Regions from separate parts of the Mus musculus genome. Here all the other regions are linked to region 3. Evidence: chromatin loops called from intact Hi-C (ENCODE). Cell type or tissue: gastrocnemius. All regions are shown on one strand.

What was found. A loop is a pair of places that touch in the nucleus more often than their neighbours do. Peaks named below come from ENCODE experiments on the same cell type or tissue, not always from the same donor. Only the 100,000 strongest peaks of a DNase experiment are listed, where the experiment ranks them.
Region 1: it touches region 3 in a loop (2.3-fold over the local background); 5 of 42 quality-filtered maps call a loop at or near these places.
Region 2: a loop joins it to region 3, with 3 times the contacts of the local background. A loop is called at or near these places in 14 of 42 quality-filtered maps.

Annotation. Positions count from the first base shown.
Region 1 is chr3:65,219,517-65,222,016 of GRCm38, forward strand. The region is part of intron 1 of Kcnab1 (potassium voltage-gated channel, shaker-related subfamily, beta member 1); the gene reads left to right. The region is part of intron 3 of A330015K06Rik (RIKEN cDNA A330015K06 gene); the gene reads right to left. Among named protein-coding and RNA genes, the nearest start is that of Gm52605, 55 kb to the right of the region's middle. In gastrocnemius, a CTCF peak has its summit at 962; no DNase peak of the experiment used is centred here.
Region 2 is chr3:65,351,741-65,354,240 of GRCm38, forward strand. The region is part of intron 8 of Kcnab1 (potassium voltage-gated channel, shaker-related subfamily, beta member 1); the gene reads left to right. Among named protein-coding and RNA genes, the nearest start is that of A730090N16Rik, 3.6 kb to the left of the region's middle. In gastrocnemius, a CTCF peak has its summit at 946 (motif pointing left); DNase peaks (open chromatin) are centred at 967 and 1,238; H3K27ac peaks cover 537 bases.
Region 3 is chr3:64,983,586-64,986,085 of GRCm38, forward strand. It overlaps a transcript of Kcnab1 not described here. Among named protein-coding and RNA genes, the nearest start is that of Gm25222, 90 kb to the left of the region's middle. In gastrocnemius, a CTCF peak has its summit at 967; no DNase peak of the experiment used is centred here; H3K4me3 peaks cover 599 bases; H3K27ac peaks cover 986 bases.

The DNA.
Region 1 (2,500 bases), 240 kb after region 3:
TCCATGAGATGATAGGACATGGGAGATGAGAGCAAGCATCAAAGGATCATTTTATGGTTTGTAAATCCCCAATTACTTACAAGTCATTAAAATTATTCCAATTTTTTAAAGAATTCTTATGATCACTGGATATAAAACCACATTATTGAAGTGCTTTATGATTGAGGGATGGGCCCACTATTTTCAAAGAAGTAGGTCAATTAGTTTAACGAAAGAAAGGGCTATGGTCTTGGCATATAACCTGAATTCTTCAGACATGGCTCACTCATATACTCCTCCTCAGAAAAGATCTCCTTTCCATCTTCTAAAGTCATCTTTCTCTCTCAATACTCTCCAGCCCCATTCTGTTTTGTCACTTGAAATGACAGTCATGTGCTACGTAACAGTCAGGACATTTCCTTAGAAATACATTGTTCGGGGAGTGGGGGTGGGTGGCTATGGGGGACTTTTGGTATAGCATTGGAAATGTAAATGAGCTAAATACCTAATAAAAATGGAAAAAAAAGAAATACATTGTTCAGTATGTTTATCATTGTGTGAGCATCACAGAGTTTTTATACAAACCAAACTAGCTATGATGTCACGATGTTCTATACTTTACGGTACCAACATTGTGTATATGGTCCACCGTTGACCAAAATGCTATCAAATGGCATGTCTAACTATCATACTGCATGTCTGTACTATCAAATGGCATGTCTAACTATCATACTGCATGTCTGTACAGGGTATGCTTTGATTTCTTGCTTATTGTTGGTTTCTCTAACCAAAATGAAAATGTCTTCTTTTTTGTTCTTGTCATTGCTGTCTTCAGAGGCTAGAGCAGCATTTGAGAAGCAAACTTATAGTTATTTGTTACATAACTTGACAAAAATCTCCCCAGAAGAGTTTTTAAAATCCTGCATATAATATGTATTCTCTTATATACCAGGCATGGAGAAGCATGCCTCTAATGGCTGCACTTGGAAAGACAGGCAGGACAGATCTCTGTGGGCTCAATACAGCCCATCTCTATACAGTCTGCTCTGTATAGAGACTTCTAGGCCAGCTAAGACCACATAATGAGACTTTCTCTCAAAACATCAAAATAGATAGATAGATAGATAGATAGATAGATAGATAGATAGATAGATAGATAGATAAAATAATTTGTGTCCTATTGTGAAACAAGTGTTTCAACCCAAACTGATTTGGGAAGTCGCTTATTTTAGAAAGACTTCTGCATTTAATTTTATGGTTTAATTGGCTCATTTCTGATTGATATACCTTCCCTATATAGCTTTACTATACAGGCTCAATCAGTCCATCTGTGGATATAGTCACAACCATAGGCTTCCTTTTCTTGCCCCTATTCTCTAAAGGAACATTTTCAGCAGTGTACTGATATTAATTTGGAGGTGTCATTATCTCATTAGGGAAGTTCCTGTATTCCTAGACAGGGGCCAGGGAGGTTAAAAGCCCTTGCTGCCAAATCTGATAATATGAGTTTGATCCTAGGTCCCATATGGCAGAGAGCTGTTCTCTGTATATGTATGCAGACATACATGCACATACATACACACTCAATAAATGCAATTTTTAAAAAGAGAAGATATTCCTAAATTGCTAACTTTAAAAAATGTATGTTTGAGCAACGGCTTCAGCAGTTAATACAGGCATAGGATGTTCCCCCTTGTTATCAAATATAAAAGCATCCCCACGCTCCTGACAGAAATCTGATACATTAGCCTTTTCATTTTTTGTTAGACCTTATTTGTTAATACGTTGCTCTTTACCTTGACATCTGTTTTCGTAAATGACATTGGCAGCAAATTTCTTTTCTCACGGTGTCCTTGTCTAATATAATTACCTCGCTGTTGTTGGGGGGGGGGCGCTGAGAATGCTTCTGTTTTCTGTATTCTGGAGGTTTGCACCAGCCATGTGTGAGTTCTCCCTCTAGCACTTGATAGAATTCACTGCTGAACCCAACTAAGCCCAGGTTTCTCCTGTGCTTCTGTGAGAACTGGGAGAAGCCACAAGCCATACTGAGTTGATTTGGAAACTTCAGAGAATTTATATATCTTGTCTGAAGTCCTGTCAGGGCTGACTATACATTCAGTTTGCTCTCACTTCTGAAATTCAGCTACCCAGAGTCCCATACCAGTTGTAGGGAGTTTATACAGGCTATGGCCACCATCCCAAACTCAGGTTTTATGCCATTAGCCTGCAAGGGATGTCAAACACACGATTCAACTCATTGCTTATCCTTTGAGCATCAGAACCACCCTTTGCCTCACTGATCGATAAGCATTCCAAGACTAAGCTCTCTGCTCTGATTTCCAGCCTCTCCCAGATTGATTTTGATGCTTCACTGAGCAGTTGCCCTTCTCAAGCCTTCAAGCCAAGGCACTTTTATCATCTCCACGTTCTAAACCTTGTTGGATTGCTCAGACACCATCACCAGACAGTAGTAACTCACAGCAAAACACAATCCGTACGGCAGAGATGGAAGCCAGATTCT
Region 2 (2,500 bases), 370 kb after region 3:
AAGAAAATGGGAAGAAGAGACGGGGCATAAAGTCTCATTAAAGGAAGCTGAGATTCAGAACTAGGTCTTTCTGCAGCTTCTTCAGGCGATCTGACGCATGTCAGTGTATGGGTGTGTACGTGTGTTCACCTTACTCTCCACTTGCATAAGAACTGAGGCAAATAGCTAAAGCGAAGGTTACATAAAGCATTGGGGAGAAGACCGTGGAAGAGGAGCATGGAGAACTTCGCCCTTGAGATGGCCTGCTTGGGAAGCACACAGTGAGTGGTCCTCAAAGTTCAGGGGGCAGAGTTCATGTGGACTCTGCCACATGACTTGCAGTCCCCTCAAAGCAGGACTCAAAGCAGGTCTCAAGGCAGGACTCCAGGCTGTACATTTGTAGTAAGTCCCCGGCTGCTACACAGCTGTTGCCTAGACGCTGCACTTAGGGACCAGAGCTACAAGTAAAGGGCTTCTTACCCCAGGCTGTGTATGAGAATCAACTAGGCCAAGTTTCTAAGATATTCATGCCAGCGCCCCAGCCTGACAGGGAGAGCCAGGATCAGTCCTGGACAGGCAGACTTTACCACATTTCTGAGTGTTCTTTCTCAGAGTATGAACGTAGCACCTTGAATATTCATTCTATTGTCCTTTAACTGCATTCTGTGAGCTGTCAAGATGGCTCAGTAAATAAAGGTTCTTACTGCAAGTTCCATCCATAGGACTCATATGTGGTGGAAAGGGAGAACTGACCTATGACCTTCACCAGCTACTATGGCACAGGCACAAACACACATATATACATACATACATAAGCAAATAATATGATCACTTTTATTTTAAAATCTTACACTTAGATTTCTCTATCAAGGTCAAAATAGATAAATAAAATGAATTTCCATAATTTACAAGTAAAACAATGTGGCGGGATTTTTTTTCTTTCAACAATGCTGCCCTCTAGTGTCCACAAGTTAGTACTATGTAAAAACCATGTAAAAATCCCACCTAAGTCACCAATAAGGTGATTTCCTGTTTGTTAGCTAAATTCAGGTGACTTTCTTTTAAAATAACCTCCTCCACAGACAAGAACTCCAGGTACCTCCCCCCCCTTTCTCCCTGCCCTTTCTTCAGAGCGACATACAACAGAGAGAGGGTGTGGCCAGCAAGTAAAGCCATGTGCCTCTGACTCACCTCTCACACCCACATCCTTTACACTGTGTTGTAGTCCATCGAGAAGATAGCATCAAACAAGTCTACCACTGAGTTCCACAAACCCAGCTGGACCCTGTCCTTGGTGGGGGTCCCCAGCCCCAAGCACCTGCCTCCTCCCTCTGAGCCCAGTGTTCTCTCTCCTCCCTTCCCAGTCTCACAGTGGGTCTCATCTGGGATACCCTCCTGCTAGGTCATCCTCAATGGTACCCAGACAGTCTCTCACCTCTCCATCTATAAAAAGAACTCTCCTGGCATTCCTTGGATTATTATTTTCTGTGCTTCTTTCCTTTGAAAACCTGCTGAAAGAATTTGTGCAAGTTGTCTCCAAACCTGCCTGCCCTCCATTCTTCCCTCACGACACCTTGGCCTTGGTCTTTCAGTGACACTAAAATGGCTCTCGTCATGCTCTGCAGGATGTGTGTGTGTGTGTGTGTGTGTGTGTGTGTGTGTGTGTGTGTGTGGCAGACACTTCTGCAGCCTCTGACGTGATTGTTCCTTGTGTTCCATCCTGTGGGCCTCCTTCTTGAAGTACCCTCTGTTCTTGGCTCTAAATTGTCCCTCCCCTCTGGCTCCTGGTCAGTCAGCTGACTGACCGCACAGGGTCCTCTCTCTGACTGCATGCTGGCAATGAAAACCCTTCTCTTTTTCTCTTCAGACTTCCACTGCTCTCTCTGACTTAGCACAGGGAGTAAGCTGCACTTCTTCACACAGCAGGGTCCCACCGTGGCCATTCATTAACCCAGGGATTCACCCACACCAGCTCCACATACCCTCCAGTTCCTCACATCCAAAATAGGTTTTCTACCCCTGCCCTCCTCGCTGTGGACAGTCAGGGATCTGGGAGGAGACCTTGATTCCTTCCCGCCCACTCTGTACCACACTCAGTCTTAATTACCAAAACCCCCCTCCGGGTCACTCTTGCATCATGGCAGATTGCTCCCAGAGGCTTCCTCTTTCACTGATTCTTCACAACATAGACAGGGATGGCATTCTGAGACACAAACTCCGACGACAGGATGTCTCCCTCACCTAAAAATGGCAACAACCCCATCTACCTCTTAGCCCATACAGTTTGGTTTGTTGTCCTCTGGCAACTTTATCTCAATCCTGTCTTTTCTTGCTGGGCTTCTGCTACCTAACTTCATTTCAATCACTGGAATTCATGGTCCTGCTTTCGGGGCCTCCCCATGCTGTTCCATCATCCTAAGATGCTGTTCTCCCATGCTTTGTACGGTTAGCTTGTTTCAATGCTTCAACATAATACATGACGGGAAGTGACACAATCCTAGCCCTGACTCCATAGAGCTTC
Region 3 (2,500 bases):
CAGCCTCTCCCCCTTTCTTCTCTTATAGCCTCCTACTCTATAAAACAAAAGGAACAAACCCTTATGGGAAAATAGCATTTACACTGAGGGCTTATAGAAGGCACCAGGAAGGTAATCTGTTCTGCTTTCCATAAGATTGCAGGGCTGAGGTACTGGGGAAAAGTATTTATTTTGTATTAAAATAGAACTCACCATTGTCTTCCTTGTACCCTCATATTTCGTACATTTCTTTACATGTTCCCATGGCCTGTTCTTTCCATGGGATGCTTGGCACATTCCAACCTGCTTAAAGGAGCTATGGCCACGTCTACAAAACAATAGCCTAGAAAATACTGCCTGTGCAGGAGTCATATTAAGACACGCTGACATGATTTATTTTAGGCTGGTCTAATTTGGGTCAGTCCTGGGGCCTGTGCTGATTTCCCTGAGCCTCAGGCTGTGTCTCTCCTGCAACATTTCTGGAGGGACAGAGATGGCACTGAGATGGATGAGGCTGGGAATGTATGTGATTTAAAATCTGAATAGGCTGCTGGTAGTGGACCTGAAAGGCAGAGCAAAGTGGCCTGTTCAGTGCTGAACCACGTGCTTATTGCCTAGGGAATGGAACGGACATTCTAAAACAAATACGGCTTGGCAGTGTCACTTTAAATAAGAAATGCCCCAGAACCTGAGTATGATTGCAGCTCAGAATATTGAGAGCTGAAATTCCAATTTGTTTTGAAATTTCCACTGTGATTTTCTAGGGTAAAGGCTGCCTTGATGAAAATATCAGATTCAAAGCTTAAGAGTAAGACTGAGTTACATGAACCATATTTTCTCATGTGGAAGTTGCTCCTCTGAACACAACAGGTATTTTGGAACCTGGTTTTCTTGACAATGGAGCAACCATAGACCAAAAGATTGTTTCCACTGCCTCCCCTACCAAACACTTCTGAATTTCCCTTCAGTGCTTGTGGATGTCAGTAGGGTGTGCTATTTCACAAAGAAAAGGAAGCTTTTTCATTCCTTGTAATGAAGCTAGCAGGCTGCTTTTCATCAGAATCAATAGCGTTACCTGATTGTGTCAACAGGACATTTTTCATAGTGAGAAAAAAAAAGCTAACATTATGTCTGGCATCCTCTTGGAAGCCCAGTTGCCGTAGCAGATTTATTGTAGCCTAACCCAGTTAGAAGTTTTATTATTTTAATTTTAATTTTTAAGATTTTTGATTCTAGGGAATTTCATACACATAAACAATACAATAATATCATATCTACTCTCTGAATTTCTATCTTTCAACTCCTTCTATATTTCCTTCAACATGTCCCCTCCCAAACTCATCTCCCTCCCCCCACCTTTTTTCCCTTTGTCTACTACTCTCTGGATCCAATTAGTGCTACACATATGGACATGCATATGGAGCCATGCACTGGATCATGAAACACCTTCTTAGTTGTAAAAACAAAACAAAAGAAAACACAAAATACAGAACATAAAACACAGCTCATAAAAGAATGGTTTTGCCCCTCTGAGCAGCTATGGACGAACAGTGGCTTCTCAGTAAGAAGTAAGGTGTTGAGAGCTCCTCCTCCAGCTAAGCTGGGGTTTGGTTGGCTTGCTCTTATGCAGGTCTTGTGCAGACAACCTTGGCTGCCGTGAGTTCATGAGTACAATAGCATGGGCAGAAACCTTTCCCAGCACTCTTCCCCAACCTCTGTCTTTCCCATTCTTTCTGCCTTCTCTTCCACAATGTTCTTTGAGTGTTGGCAGGAACAGGGGCTAATAGAGATATCCCATTCAGATTAAACATCCCATCTCTTATTTTCAGTGCTTTCACAAATTATGCATCTCTTCATAGACCACTATTCTCTGCAACAAGAAGCGTCTCTGTCCAGTCTGAAAATGGCACAGGTTTATAAGTGTAACTATACATATTTAGAAGACAATTTGAGAGCATTGCCATTTGGCAAAATAACAACTGCTGATTCTACTCCATTGACACTCTACAATAGTTTAGAAGTGCAATCAATATATCTATCCACGGGTGACTGAATAAGAGAAATGAGGCACATATACACAATGAAATATTACTCAACTGTAAGGAAAAATGAAATCCTGAAATTTGCAGGTAAATGGATAAAACAATAACAACAAAGGAAACATACTGAATACGGTATCTCAAGTGCAGAAAGACAAATGCAACCTGTTTTCCCTGTGTGTGTTAAACTTGAAGCATATATCTGGGAAGCCAGAAAAGAACCTCTGGGAAAGAGCCATGTTAAAGGAGGGTTTCAGATGAAAAGAAAGTAGAGAAGTGGAATACTGGGCATGGGGAAGCTTATACAGGAAGAACAACAGAAGTCCAGGGAAAATCGAGATGTGCAGGTAGAGGGTTAATTAAAAGGAAGGTAGATAAGAAACCCCATTGACGTCTACTTTCTTACAACCCAATTAAAAATATAACTGGAGGAATATTATAATAAATGTGATAGAAAAGAAGGAATAACCTGGTGGTTAAAG